Regions from separate parts of the Homo sapiens genome. Here region 2 is linked to region 1. A link is a loop called in an ENCODE intact Hi-C map of the cell type or tissue named here. Cell type or tissue: gastrocnemius medialis. All regions are shown on one strand. Links, peaks and the distances in the headings refer to the core of each region. The heading gives the core; the rest is flanking DNA. Region 1 overlaps ME2 (malic enzyme 2). Region 2 overlaps LOC107985152 (a long non-coding RNA gene).

Region 1 (4,403 bases), core at 307-4,306:
TCTTTTTTCTTGCTTTTCGGATTTTTGTTGTTTCATTTCATCCCAACATTACCTTACCATAAACAGGAAGTCTTTGTAGTGTTTTAATGGTTATCCTAAAATTTATATCATGCATCTTTAACCACCAACGTTCTACATTAAATTTTTTTTTGAGACAGGGTCTCGCTCTATTGCCCAGGCTACAGTGCTGTGGCACGACCAAAGCTTGCTGTAACCTCAAACTCCTAGGCTCAAGTGATCATCTGTCCTCGGTGTCTGGAGTAGCTGGGACTACAGGCACATGTCACCACACCTGGCTAGTTAAATTTTTTTTGTGTGTGTAGAGACAGAGTCTCCCTATGTTGCCAGGGCTAGTCTCAAACTCTTGGCCTCAAGTGATCCTCCCATCTTGACATCCCAAAGTGCTGGGATTATGGGTGTGAGCCAATGTCCCCAGCTCCACATTATAATTTTTAATTTACCTTCCTGTCAATCAATGTAAGTCCCACATAACAGCTTAACTCTATTTAACGGAGCTATTGTTGTTGTGCATTTTAATTCTCTCTATATATATTTTTCAAAATCCCATGTGATGTTTGTTTCACTCTATATAAACAACATTCATTTTGTTGTACCCACCCACTTATTCATAACTTTCTTTGCTTTTCATTCCTTCCTACACCTTAGGGTTTCTATGTGGGATTATTTTCTTTTTCCCTAAGGAACAAAATTTCCTTTCCTTTAATATAAAAACAGTCTGCCAGGTGGTGAATCCCCGGTTTTTTGTTTTTCTGAAAAATGTCTTCATTTTGCTTTAATTCTTGAAGGATATTTTCACTGTGTAATGAATTCTAGGTTGGCAAGTATTTCCCATAAGCAACTTTAATAGGTCATTACCACTGCCTTGGTATCTTATTGTCACTGAGGAGTCTGCTGTCAGTCTAACGGTCGCTTCTTTGAAGGAAATCTTTTTGTTCTGACTGCTTTCATATTCTTCTCTTTGTGGTGATTCTGAAGCCTCACAATAATGTTCCTAGATGTAGATTTCTTTTTATGCATCCCACATGGGTTTCTGTGAGCTTTTTGAATATTGATTGTCAATCACCAGTTCTAAAAAAAAAACTCAGCCATGAGGCCGGCACATGTTGCCTCTGCTTCATTCTCATTTCTTCTAGGACTTCAATTAAAGATCTATCAATGAAATGTATGTCCCTTACCTATTTTTTTTTCTTTTTGGTCTCTCTGTGCTGCATTCTGGATTGCTTCTTCTGAGATATTTTCCAGTTGATTAATTCTCTCTGGTCTAATCTGCCATAAGCCTCATTCACTCTTTTTTTTTTTTTTTTTTTTTGAGACAGGGTCTTGCTCTGTCACCCAGGCTGGAGTGCAGTGGCCCAATCATGACTCACTCCAGCCTTGACCTCCCAAGCTCGAGTGATCTTCCCATCTCAGCCTCCTGAATAGCTAGGACTACAGGCATATGCCACTATGCCTGGCTAATTTTTTTTTTTTTTTTAATTTTATAGAGATGGGGGTCTCACTACGTTGCCAGGGCTGGTCTCAAACTCCTGGGCTCAAGCAATTCTTCCACCTTGGTCTCGCAAAGTGCTGGGATTACAGGCATGAGCCACTACACCCAGCTCACTCAGTTCTTATAGACTACTACATTTTTCAATTCTAGAATTTAGTGGTACTTGTCTTAAGTTTTTAAGATTGGCTTTTATCTCTATAAACATAATAAGCATATTTGTTTCATAGCATTTACGGTATATCCAGGGTTTCAGTGTGTCTGTTTTTCTTGTTTTTGCTGGTTTTGGCTTCTGTTGTTATGTCTCTTTATGTGCCTCATTATCTTTTTTTTTATTTTTCTACTTAGGTTGTACTTGAAAATTTATAAAAATAATTTGAGGACTAGGATGCCATTATCTTATTTCAGAGAAATTTTTGTTTGCTTCCGCTGGGCACTTGTGGGCACTGGCAGTCCCGAACAGAGGCTTGAGGTTTTCTAAATCACCCATTGCTGCTGCAAACTATACCCCCAATCCAAGGTACAGCACTTTAGGGTTTCAGTCCAGAGTGGGAGGTAGTGCCAGACTCGGACATGGTGCCGATCTTGTCCACTTTCCATGAAAAGCACAGCTGTACCTCTTAGCCACTTTCTTCCTGGTCTATATTTCCACTGTAAAACTGGCTTCAAAAGCTTGTTCTGTGCATTTGTTCCCTCCCTAACCTTGGTCCAGAATTCTCCAATATTCCATTAGAGTCAATATCTTATCCCTTTGACCCTTTTAAAGTCTTAAAAAAAATTTTCATCCGGTTGTTATAGTTGCTCAACTAGGTCATTCAAATATTAACAGTTTTTTTTTTAAGTTGCTTTATAAACAGACTTTCAGCCAATCCTCCTGCTTTTAGGCTCATTTCTGCCTCAAATGCCAGGTCATTTTATTTTATTTTTTTGAGACAGTCTCACTTTGTTGCCCAGGCTGGAGTGCACTGGCATGATGATGGCTCACTGCAGCCTGGACCTCCCAGGCTCATGCGATCCTTCCATCTCAGCCTCCTGACTAGCTGGGAATAGGGGTGTGCACCACTACACCTGGTTAATTTTTTTAATTTTTGGAAGAAACAAGGTCTCACTATGTTGCCCAGGCTGGTGTCAAACTTCTGGCCTCAAGCAATCCTCCTGCCTCGGCCTCCCAAAATGTTGGGATTACAGGCGAGAGCCACCATGCCTGACCAGGTCATTTTTAATGTCTATATTTATGGTATCCATAGCTGTTATTTAAGTTAGGATTTTAAAGTGTTATATAAAAATAATCAACTGCTAAATTCCTTAATACTCAGATATGATATAAAATATGGTTTTGCTGAATTTAGAACAACCATTCGACCCAGCAATCCTATTATTGGGTATATACTCAAAGGAATATAAATCATTCTACCATAAAGACACATGCATGTGTATGTTCACTGCAGCACTATTCACAATAGTAAAGACATAGAATTAATCTAAATGCCCATCAATGGTAAACTGGATAAAGTAAATGTGGCACATATACACCATGTGTATAAATAAAAAAAAATACTATGCAGCCAAAAAAATGAATGAGATCACGTCCTTTGCAGTAACATGCATGGAGCTGGAGGCTATTATCCTAAGTGAACTAACACAGGAACAGAAAACCAAATGCCGTATGTTCTCACTTGCAAGTGGAGCTAAGTGATAAGAACTCATGGACACAAAGAAGGGAACAACAGACACTGGGGCCTACTTAAGGGTAGAGGGCGGGAAGAGGGTAAGGATCAAACAACTACCTATCGGGTAGCATGCTTATTAGCCGGGTGATGAAATAATCTATACATGAAACCCCCTGCAACACACAATTTACCTATATAACAAACCTTCATATGTACCCCTGGAACTAAAAAAAAAAAGTTTAAAAAAATAGCTTTGTTAAAATCAGCAGAAAAGTATTTCCTTTCCTGCCCTCATGTCTTTTAGGCCATAGAAATGTTACTGAATAGAACACATTAATTTTGAACATTATCAAGTTCTAGAAAGAGATTATGGATGACAGGACAGTTTCTATTATAGAAGTTAGGTCTCAAGAGACATATAGGAAAACATGAGGGGCAAAAAAAAGGAGAAAAATATAGAAAAGTACCAGGATATTCACAGACTAAATACCCTCTTTACTTTGACAACAGTTATACATGCTTGCCTGATGCCAGCCTATATAAACTTGTCATATCTTAATTAGAGCCTGCTGTCAGCTAGTCAGGGAAAGACCTACCAGAAGAAAAAAGACACAAGTGCAAAAGAAAATCATACAAAATTCCTGTTTTACTCAACACAGTCTTGCTTAAAAGAAAGAGACAACTGAGGATCACTAGAAATTTATGGAAAATACAGCACAAAGGCAGAAACATTGAAAGGAATCCTAATAATTCTCCAGAAAAAGCTCAATGAGTACTGTAACCATTTTTGCTTTAAAAGTAGCTATTTAGAAAGAGCAATTCTAGAATAAAAAAGGTATTGGGAATAAAAATAAGTTGTTGAACTGAGGTAATGATAAACGATATTAAGCAATTATTATTAATTTCCTTTGGTGTGATACCAGTATACTGGGTGTATCTTACAAAATAAGAACACCTGGCTGGGCGTGGTGGCTCACACCTGTAATCCCAGCACTTTGGGATGGGCAGAACACCTGAGGTCAGGAGTTCGAGACCAGCCTGGTCAACATGGTGAAACCCCATCTCTACTAAAAATACAAAAATTAGCTGAGTGTGGTGGTGCATGCCTGTAGTCCCAGATACTCGGGAGGCTGAGGCAGGGGAACTGCTTGAACCTGGGAAATAAATCTATCAGTCACGATGGTAACCATCAGAAGAACTCCCAGCAAATTATTGACAATGGTTCT
Region 2 (4,403 bases), core at 208-4,207, 60 kb before region 1:
TATCATTAAAACATTTTCTATTAGTTTGTTGTTGGAATGTAGGCATAAAGTTGATTTTCTTTATATTGACTGAGTATTCAGCAATCTTATTAAATTCATCTATTTATCCTAACAGGTTATTTGCTTATTCTTTAAAATTTTCTATGTACATAATCATGTCACCTGCTAATGATGAAAGTTTTATTTCTTCCATTCCAATCTTCATTCTGTCTATCTATCTATCTATCTATCTATCTATCTATCTATCTATCTATATTGGTCTGGCTAAGACCTTCAAAGCAATATAGTACATGACCAGGCACAGTGGCTAATGCCTGTAATCCCAGCACTTTGGAAGGCTGAGGTGGGAGGATCTCTTGAGCCCAGGAGTTCAAGACCAGCCTGGGCAACATGGAGAGACCCCATCTCTATACAAAGTTTTAAAAATTAGCTGGGTGTGGTGGTGCACATTAAGGGTCTCTCCTATCCCTTTTTTTTTTTTTCTTTTAACAGTACTTTGAGTTGCTGTTTTATCTCATTCTTTTTTTTTTTTTTTTTTTTTTGAGATGGAGTTTCACTCTTCTTGCCCAGGCTGGAGTACAATGGCGTGATCTCGGCTCACCGCAACCTCCGCCTCCCAGGTTCAAGTGATTCTCCTACCTCAGCCTCCCCAGTAGCTGGGATTAGAAGCATGCTCCACCACGCCCAGCTAATTTTATATTTTTTTAGTAGAGATGGGGTTTCTCCATGTTGGTCAGGCTGGTCTCAAACTCCTGACCTCAAGTGATCTGCCCTCCTCAGCCTCCCAAAGCACTGGGATTACAAGCGTGAGCCACCACGCCTGGCTTTTATCTCTTATCTTAATAAGCTAAGAGTTCTTACTACAAATGACTATTAAATTTTATCAAAAAATGTTTTGTATCTGTGGAGATTGTCCCACAGTTTTTCCTCATTTATTTTATTAAGTGGAAAACACTGATTTTCAAATGTTAAATGAATCTTGCATTCCTGGAATAAACTCCTTTTATGAAGAGGTCTTATTCCTTTCATATTTCACTGGATTCAATTAGCTAATTATTTTCTTCAGGGTTTTTATGATAGAGACTAGCATGTAATTTTCCTTTCTTTTAATGTCCTTACATTTTGGCATCAAGGTTATGCTAAACTCATAAAATGAGTTGGAAAGTGTTCCCTCTTTTTCTACTTTCCAGAAGTGTTTGGAGAAGAAAGGTGTATTTCTTCCTCAATTGTTTAAAATGATTCACTAATCTGGCCCTCAAGATTTTTTTTTTGTAAGAAGGTTTCTTTTTTATCACAAATTCAATTTCTTTAATAAATAGAAAGTCTTGTTAGTCCTATTTACTTTCTGTGTCAGTTCTGGCAATTTTTTTTTTTAAGGAAGTTGTTTCAGTAACTTTGGAGTTATTTATAATATCCTTTTTTATCTTTCTAATGTAAGATCTGTAGCAATATCTTACAAACATAAGATCTGTAGGAATATCTCATTTTTCATTTCTGATACAGGTGTTTTGTAGACAATATTTTTCATAATCTATTATTGGATCAACTGATGAATGGATAAAATGTGGTATATCCATAGAATGGAATATTATTTGGTCATAAAAAGGAATAAAGGATTGATACAACATGGATACATCTTGAAAACATTATACTAGAAGAAGCCAGTCACGAAGGACCACATAATGTATGATTCCATCTATCTGAAATGTCCAAAATAGGCAAATCTATAGAGACAGCAGATTAGTGGTTGCCTAGGGATGGTAGGTTTGGGAGATGGGAAGGAGTGGGTGTGAGTGCCAATGAGTATGGGGTTTATTTGGGGGATACTGAAAATGTTCTAAAATTGATAGTGGTGATGGTTGTACAACTCTGTGAATATATGAAAAACTACCAAATTTTATGGCATGTGAATTATATCTCCATAAAGCTGCTTAAACAAATCTATCATTGGACAGATTAGATCCTCCTTCAGTTTTGTTCAAAACAAGTTGGAAACTACCTAACTTATAAAAGGTGTTAATCATTCATTTTTTTTCAACCTCAATATCAATATTCCAATTATCCCTTTCACTGGTATCCCAGAGGCTTTTCATTCTGGAACAATGCACAATACTACAGCAAAACACTTTGATTGCAATAATTCTCAGGAAGATAAACTCTACGAAATATTTCATATGAGAATATGCCTGTGTATCCTTAGAAAAGTCTTTACATATCTCCAGGGATACTATTACCTAGCCTGAAGGCCACTCTACTAGGCTATACTGCCTCTCGGTATAGGCATGCTGGGGAGGATTGTGCCCTGTTATCTGCTAGCTGTGTGAAAATGTATTCCATGGGAAGGCCCTTTGTAAGCCAGTTGGGATCAGCATTTGAGTTGCTGACCCAGACATGGGTACTTCTAAGGTACCCATGTCTGGGTCAACAACCGTAATCCCAGCACTTTAGAAGGCCGAGTGACAAGGTCATTTCCAGCCCAGGATGTGTCAAGAGATATAGTCAGACAAGCCTATGACATCTGGAAGCCATAACAATGTAGAAAACAACCCAGATAACCTTGGTTTCATTTGGTGACAGTGAACTAAACATTGTGTAGTTCTCTACCTGAGGCTGCCTGAATGATTTCTGGCAATTAAAGGTAGATTTATATAGCTGGACAACTTGATCCCTTGTCTTTCCCCTTTTACTTTTTCGTGGCTGCATTTCATCTTTGTACCTTCGATGTCTGCTGGGTGTATAATTAGCATCCTGACATCTGAGCAGCAGTGCTTCTCAGCTAGCTTTATTTAGGGGTGGAAATATTTTTTGCTTTGGATAAACTGAGGTACTGCTTCCCCCCAAAAAACTTCCTTGTTATACTGGATATGACAGCCTTTTAACCCTTGAAACATATCAAGGACACAGAAATATCTGTGTCTAGATTGCAGTTGGAGTTACCCTGTCCTTTAAGATATACATGAAATTGGCTCAACCCCTGTCACTCTCATTCCATGGGCTATGTTAAGGTCAATGTCCTCTTCACAATTTTCTGAAAATAACTGGGAAACATTGGTTCATGTAATCACCTCTGACTTCAGCTCCTGTGAACTGTATTAGTTTGGGGATTGTCTCACTCTCTTCCCTGCTGTCCTTTCTCCCCCCAGGTCAACCTAGTCATGGAATTTAGAACTTGTTCTCTTTTGGTGGTGTGCAGGGCTGGGGAGGGATCCCCAAGTCATATGTGTCTAGCAGACTTCAAAGAAAGTTAGGTAGAAAGTAGAGATTTAATTCCAAGCAATGCAGGCAACATAAAATTGAGTATCAGATATCTGTGTTCTTAAAAGTTTTCCCATTTTTCCTACCTGCATAGGGCTCCAGACTCCTGCCTGGGGCTTGGCTGTCTCCTCTCTGTTCTGATTCCCCTATACATTGCAAAAGCTAACATCCCAACTTTTTAGGCAGAGTAAATCTTTTTTCCAATCATTCCCATGGGTCTAGGTTTCTGTCTGCATATCATATGACACAAAACTAAAGCTTTAAAATTAGTACTTAAAAGGATTCACCCCATTAAAGTCACAGACAACCATTATCCTCCTTCCCACTTTTATTTCAGAGACTAGGGGTGGGTATTTTGTTTGTTTTTAATATTAATCAGGAAGAATTCCTAGGAAAACAAAGCACTGCATATTAACTGAATAACAGGATGACGGGGAAAACTGAACCAGTCAACACTATTTATTGAGTGCCTAATATGTTCCAGGCACCAAGCTAGGCACAGAGGGAAACAAAAGACACAGTTCTGCTCTTGGGAAGCTTACAATGCTAATGGGAAAGAGAAACATCGCTCACAGAAGCAAAATGAAAATAGTAAGTGCCAAGCACCAGGAAGGTCAGATGCAGGTGCTATAAGAGTAATATGCGGCCGGGCGCAGTGGACCATGCCTGTGTTCCCAGCACTTTGGGAGGCTGAGGCAGGCGGATCACAAGGTCAGGAGATCAAGAACATCTTGGCCAACATGGTGAAACCCCGTCTCTACCAAAAATACAAAAATTAGTTGGGCGTGGTAGTGCACACCTATAGTACCAGCTATATGGAGGCTGAGGCAGAAGAATCGCTTGAACCCAGGAGGCGGAGGTTGCAGGGAGCAGAGATCGCACCATTGCACTCTAGCCTGGCAACAGAGCGAGACTCCATCTCAAAAAAAAAAAAAAAAGAGTAATATGCTACCTAGTGGGGAGGCCAGGGAAGGTTTCCCTGAGGCTGTGGCTATAGGGCTGTGATCTGAAGGCCCAGGAAGGGTTAACTTGGGGAGAGGAGAAAGAGCATTCCAGGCAGAGGGAGCAGGCCTTGCAAAGGCTTTGCGACAACAGAAAGCCCTGACAAAGGACTGAAAGAAGACCCACGTGGCTAGGGCTGCAGAAGT

Evidence for each region. Peaks named below come from ENCODE experiments on the same cell type or tissue, not always from the same donor. Only the 100,000 strongest peaks of a DNase experiment are listed, where the experiment ranks them.
Region 2: a loop joins it to region 1, with 4 times the contacts of the local background. A loop is called at or near these places in 1 of 110 quality-filtered maps.

The regions. Positions count from the first base shown.
Region 1 is chr18:50,932,679-50,937,081 of GRCh38, reverse strand. All of the region lies in intron 13 of ME2 (malic enzyme 2), which reads right to left. Among named protein-coding and RNA genes, the nearest start is that of ELAC1, 33 kb to the left of the region's middle. In gastrocnemius medialis, for the core only: no CTCF peak of the experiment used is centred there; no DNase peak of the experiment used is centred there.
Region 2 is chr18:50,992,572-50,996,974 of GRCh38, reverse strand. All of the region lies in intron 1 of LOC107985152 (a long non-coding RNA gene), which reads left to right. Among named protein-coding and RNA genes, the nearest start is that of ELAC1, 27 kb to the right of the region's middle. RefSeq lists a silencer at 4,162-4,403. In gastrocnemius medialis, for the core only: no CTCF peak of the experiment used is centred there; no DNase peak of the experiment used is centred there; H3K27ac peaks cover 1,068 bases.